Regions from separate parts of the Homo sapiens genome. Here region 1 is linked to region 2. The links are chromatin loops, found by intact Hi-C in ENCODE. Cell type or tissue: endothelial cell of umbilical vein. All regions are shown on one strand. Links, peaks and the distances in the headings refer to the core of each region. The heading gives the core; the rest is flanking DNA.

What was found. Peaks named below come from ENCODE experiments on the same cell type or tissue, not always from the same donor. Only the 100,000 strongest peaks of a DNase experiment are listed, where the experiment ranks them.
Region 1: it touches region 2 in a loop (2.4-fold over the local background); 13 of 110 quality-filtered maps call a loop at or near these places.

What each region holds. Positions count from the first base shown.
Region 1 is chr19:42,395,730-42,398,630 of GRCh38, forward strand. It overlaps LIPE-AS1 (LIPE antisense RNA 1), which reads left to right and starts at 1,419. Exons shown (of 3, transcript NR_073180.1): 1 at 1,419-1,495. LOC101930071 (a long non-coding RNA gene) reads left to right here and starts at 1,399. Exons shown (of 2, transcript NR_126041.1): 1 at 1,399-1,495. RefSeq lists enhancers at 946-1,085, 1,106-1,265, 1,120-1,803, 1,804-2,487. In endothelial cell of umbilical vein, for the core only: no CTCF peak of the experiment used is centred there; a DNase peak (open chromatin) is centred at 1,352; H3K4me3 peaks cover 1,291 bases; H3K27ac peaks cover 1,312 bases.
Region 2 is chr19:42,131,821-42,134,721 of GRCh38, forward strand. It overlaps POU2F2 (POU class 2 homeobox 2), which reads right to left and starts at 626. Exons shown (of 15, transcript NM_001394376.1): 1 at 564-626. The coding sequence starts at 591. It overlaps LNROP (long non-coding regulator of POU2F2), which reads left to right and starts at 809. Exons shown (of 3, transcript NR_038332.1): 1 at 809-941; 2 at 1,085-1,208. MIR4323 (microRNA 4323) reads right to left here and starts at 1,693; the gene lies at 1,625-1,693. RefSeq lists a silencer at 1,308-1,567 and an enhancer at 1,848-1,897. In endothelial cell of umbilical vein, for the core only: a CTCF peak has its summit at 1,419 (motif pointing right); a DNase peak (open chromatin) is centred at 1,431; H3K4me3 peaks cover 955 bases.

The sequences.
Region 1 (2,901 bases), core at 315-2,814, 260 kb after region 2:
GGGACAGAGAAGGCCAGATCTGTCCAGATCAAAGAACAGAGGCCATGGGGGAAAGGTCCCTTCCAGGCGAAGGAGACCGCCATGAATCATGTTCTTATCACCTCCTAATAGGCTCATGATGCAAGTGCACCTCCTAATCACTATTTTCGACCCCAACCAGGCTCACGCCCACAGTCAGAAGGGTTGGACAAGCTTAGTATCGTGGATTCACGGGAGAAAATATCTGGGAGACCCCATCCTTGGACCTGCTTTCCCCAGGACCCAGGAGTCCGGGTCCCCAGCTCTCCAGTTCCCCAGCCCCAGGAGTCCCAGCTCTCAGCCCCTCTCCTTTTGTTTGTTGCCTGCGTTTTCTTTTTTCTCTCTGGGCCTGTAACTCTTTGTTTATCTCCATCTATGTTTTGTGTCTCTCTTGTATCTTTACATCTGTATCTGGATTCTCCCTCACTAGGCCTCAATTTTCTCACTTGTAAACTGGGGATAATACTACTAATAATAATCCAATCTCTCAGAGCTGTGGCGAGGAAGACATGAGATAATTATGTAAAATGCTCAGCACAGAACCAGGCCACAGTAAACTCAGTACAAGAGAGCTCTGTTATTATTACTGTTTTATTTTTGCCATCTCCCCTTTGGTATCTCTATTTTTCTCTTAGTCTCACGTGAGTCTCCAGTCTCCTCTAGCTCTGGGTTCCTTTTGCAGACAGCACCTGCCTCTGACTTCCCTTTTCGGGATGAGGAAAGGGCATATCCAGGCCAGAGCTTCCCCTGAGCCTCTTCCTTCTCCCTCTCCATTACAAGCTCCGCCTCATTACCCAGAACACTTGCCTGGGGGTAAGGCCTGGCTCCCTTCCCATAAATAGCCTCATAAAATCCTGAACCCCAAACCTGTCATCCCTGGGCGGGCGAGTGACTCAAGATCCCGGAGTTCCCGCTCCTAGACACCAAACCTTCAGGTTTCCAGCCCCCTCCTCCCTCTGACCCAGGAGTCCGGGCCCCTAGTCCCTCCTTCCTCGGGTCCCAGACTTCTCCTCCTTCAGAACCAAGGAGTCTGAACTCTCAAATCCCCAACCTTCCTCAAGACCCAAGGATCGGGTCAGCAAACAGCCTAGGTATGTGGGGCCAGAAACTCCATTCACGACCATTCTGCGACCGTCTACGCCCAGGGCTCCCACCCCGACTCAGTCCCTCCGGAGGCGGGTCCGACACGCGAGGCGCTTCTTTGGAGTCTGGCGGCGAAAGCTATCCATGACGTCAGTCACTATCTTCCAGCCAATGGACACTCGGCCTTCTACCTCCCTGGGCCACTCAGGACCCTTTGCCTGGTAGGCGGGGCCCACAGCCCAACTCGGGCAGCGATAGGCTTTCGGAGACGCCAGTCTCTGCCAGGCCCAGTCAGTCGGCCAATAGACCCGGAACCTGAGGGATCGGAATCCTGGTCCACTCCGCAGAGGCCCGAGCGGGCTCGCGAGGGAACGGGTTCTCCGAGTCTGGCCGGGTAAGCCCTTTCCAGCACGCCTAGTATTAGGATTCTGCACATAGCTCGGGTGGAAAACCGTGAGGCTTAGTGAGGCTTGAGGCGGAGGGGGGAGGAGCTCAGTCCCGGCGAACCCATCTTGCTTTCTTGGAGAAACTGAGACCGGGATACTGGATCTGTTATTCATCCATCCGTTCCTCCCACCCTAAGCCTGATTCTCGTCTGCTCCTGCCTTCCTGTTCCTTCATCCGTTCTGCCCTTCCTGCCCTCAATTCTCTCACTCACGGATTCCCTCGTCTAGCCACTCACTCACACACTCTCCCACCTATTAGTTAGACAAACATTTCCTGAGGCTTCTGGTGTGCCAAGCCTCGTGCTGGGCGATGCTGGTGACCAAGATGAGTCAGGCCTGGGCCGTGCCCTCAAGGAGCCCGGGTCAGATGGGAGGATGGACGTTGATGGGCATGGGTGTGCGGAGACGGTGGGAGCCCAGGAGAGACTTTTTTGAGTTTGGCGTGGTCGGGAAAGGGTTTCCAGGGGAGGGGCCATTGGAGCTGGATCTTGGAGGAGCAGAAGGTGCCAGGCAAAGTGGAGATGCCAGGCAAAATGGGTGTGGGGAGGGTGTTTCAGCGTGACCAAAGACAGGGAGGCATGCAGGAGCAGTACTGCGTGCAGGTGCCTAAGCGGAAGGCCAGTCAAGTCTGTATGGCCAGCAGGGGAACTGTAAGGCTGGAGGAGGCCGAAGAGATGAGCAGAGGCCAGGCTGAGGAGCTTGGACTTTGTCCTGAGGGTGAGGGGGTAGTGGAGAGCCATGGAAGGGTTGAGAGTAGTGGAGGACAAGGTCATAGTTGGTCCAGAACTGGAGGAATGAGACTGGAAGCCAGTAGCCCAGGAGGTGGCTCTGGCAGGGATTCAGGTAGGAGAGAGTGGAGCCTGGATCAGGGAAGAGGCCGAGGGGATAAGATAGAGATTCAGGAGGCAAGGCTTGGTGCTGTGGCTCGTGTCTGTAATCCCAGCACTTTGGAAAGTTGAGGCGGGAAGATCACTTGAGCCAAGGAGTTCAAGACCAGCCTGGGCAACATAGTGACAGCCTCATCTCTACAAAAAATTAGCCAGGTGTGGCCAGGCGCGGTGACTCACTCCTGTAGTCCCAGCACTTTGGGAGGCCGAGGCGGGTGGATCACGAGGTCAGGAGTTCAAGACCAGCCTGGCCAAGATGGTGAAACCCTGTCTTTACTAAAAATGCAAAAAATTAGACAGGCTTGGTGGTGGGCACCTGTAATCCCAGCTACTCGGGAGGCTAAGGCAGAAAATTGCTTGAACCCAGGACGGGGAGGTTGCAGTGAGCTGAGATCGCGCCACTGCACCCCAGCCTGGGCCACAGAGTGAGACTCAAAATAAAAAAAAAAAAAAGAAAAATTAGCCAG
Region 2 (2,901 bases), core at 282-2,781:
ATCTGAGGTGAATGAAGTGAAGAAGGGAGCCAGGCAATCATCACCCCACAATGCCACACACAACAGCCCCCTACACTCACAAGCACACAGCAGTCCCACTCAGAGCACTCAGAACTACTGCACACACACATGCACACGCACACCTGTACCAGATGTGCACACACACACTCAAAAGGGAATGACATCCCCCAAGTCCAGCAACTTGGCATTCCAATCCCTTTGCAGCCCTTATCCAAGGATTGCCCATGTCACCCACCCCACTGGTTCTCCACATGAGGGCCCGCTACCAACACCCAGCTCCCTCCCTCCCGTCCCCAGACCCTTCGGAACAGGGCAACAGAGAAGAGAAGATGTTGGAAGTTCCGGTGCCTGATGTGGAAAGAGAGGGCAAAGAGGAGCTGTGGGGGTTAGCGGGGACCCGGCATGGGAGAGAGGGAGTTGCTAGAGTACAGAGGAGAAGGACAATGGAGACAGCTGAGGAGGAGGGGCAGGCAGGGCCCGCAGAGCAAACCTAAATGTGCTGCCTGTCCTCTGAGCAGTGGCACAGGCACCAGCCCCCTTACCTGGAGCCCCCATGCTGGAGTGAACCATGCTGCCCGCCCCGCCAGGGCTGGGGGAACAACTGTGTCATCTCCCCACCCTCTCTGGGGGCCGAGCCCTCCCTGCCGGAAGTCACTCAGGGAGGAAACCACAGGGCCGGTCCGCCCCCTTCAGAAGGGAAAATACCCTGGCCCACAGACCCGCCCCGGCAGCCCGGCCCACCCCAAATCATGTGTGTGTGCTGGGGGGTGGGGGCTAGTGGGGCAGAGGATAAGCAGGCTGGAAGAGCCGACTCCTACGGCTGCGATCCAAGAGGTGCCTGCAACAGTTGCCCCCCGACTTCTGTCGCCCCCATGGAGGCAAACAAGTCTGGAACAGGGAATGGGGGTCTGGGAGAGAAGGTGGGTCCACAGCAGTAACAACAATAAAACACTAGCCAGCAGCTTATTGGAGAGAGGGCTTTGCCGATGCCTGACCCTGTGCCTCACTCTTGACAGGTGCCATCTCCAATGTGGTGGTCACTCTTATTTGCCCCATTTTACAGATGAAAAGACTGAGGATCAGAGAGGTGAGCAGTAGCTTTCCCAAAGGCCCAGAGCCAAGAAGCGTTGAAGCTTAAAAGCACGCCGCGGCAGGGAAGATCAAGCAAGCCCTGCGCCTATCTGCAGGTGAGCTGTTGGGTGCCACCATTGGGAGGAAGTGGTGCCCGTGGGCAGTGGTAGTGGGGACGGTGGGTCGGGGACTTGGCCTGGGGCTACAATAAGTCGCCGGCCAAATGCGGGCGCCCGAGGCGGCTCCAGTGGAGGGGAGCACCAGGTCCCCGGGCTGCCGGCTGGCTCTTCGCGCTGCGGCGCTCCCATTTCAGCGCTTCCCTCCGTGCCCGCCAGAGGGCGGCAGCGCCCAGCCAATGGGCCGGAGGGCGGGGCCGGCTGCGGAGAAGGGAGCCCCTCCCTCCGCTCCCCTCCCCAACACCCTCCCAACACCTCCGCTCGCACACCTGCGAGGGTCACACAAAGGCGCAGGACTCCCGGCGCACCGCAGCTCAGACAAAGGCGCGCCCGAGTCCGCTGCCCTCTTCCTCTTGGTGCCCGAGGTCTGAGGCTGTGGGGCTGCCTGGCGTCTCCAGACACCCCACATGCCCGCCTGGGCCCCGCAGGACATCCTGCGCCCCGTGGCTGGGGGGCCCCCTAAACCACAGGTGCATGCACAGACGCCTGGACTCACCCTCACACACACAAGTATTTCTACAGATGAACCCCAGCACTTCACACACACACACGTGTGCACACACACGTGCATGAACACATCTATGTGCACAGGCCCCAACACCAGCCCTCCCTGCTGACGATGGTCACTCCCATATACTGATACCTCCTCTACTCCCTCACATGGACCCATGGGCACAAGGGCACTTCTACACATATGTGCCCAAGCATACTTCCTGGCCACTCGCACCCACTCACACACAGGCACACTCAGAAAGGGTATACTACAGGCACAACTACAGGAGTGCCCTCCCCTGACTGCACACGTGCCCTGTGCACCCAGACACACCCAGGCAAGCAGGTGGGCACAACAGGAAGGACTGGCAGTTCTCATATATGCACACGAGAGGTGACCGTTTCCCGGCATCTACACTCCACAACATCCCGTATCGTAAAGGCCATTTCACAGAGGAGATCCACAGACCACACAGCAACTGGCCACAGGATTTCTATACATGAGGGTCTTCCCGACAGCAGCCTGGTAGCAGTGGACACTGGAGCCTTGTCTCAAAGCGACATTTACGCAGTAAGCTTTGTTTTCAGTTAGGATTTGTTTTGGGGGGCTTGGAAATGGGGCTATAGGACATTATGGGGGGGGGCAAAACCTCACCAGCCACCCTTATGCTCCACCCTGGACAGACTCAACATCATCCACGTCAGGAACACGCTTTTGGATGTGACCCCATTCCAGCCCCCTAGAGCCAGCAGAGAAGGACCACCCACTTCCAGTGCGGCCAGGTCTGCAGTTCAGTCCTGGAGCCGGGGAAGGCTGTATACGCTCCCTGAGAGATGAAACAACCCCACACCTCTCGCCTCCCATGCTGGCTCCATTCTCAGTGCCTCAGACCAGAGCTGGGCCTGGTGAGGGGATCTTGAAGGAGGATGGGCCTGCCTGAGAGAGGATAGAGGGGCAGAGTTTGGAACACACTGGCAGCTGGAACAGGGAGGCTCAAGGCAGGGGGAGATGGTGGCCTCGTTGCCACAGAAGAGGCCTCGAGCCATGCTGAGGGAGGCAGGTAGGGCATGGGAGCTAGGGAGCAGTGGGGGCCACTTGAGGTGCAGGGAGCTGGGAGGGAGGCGGTACAGGGGAGGCCAG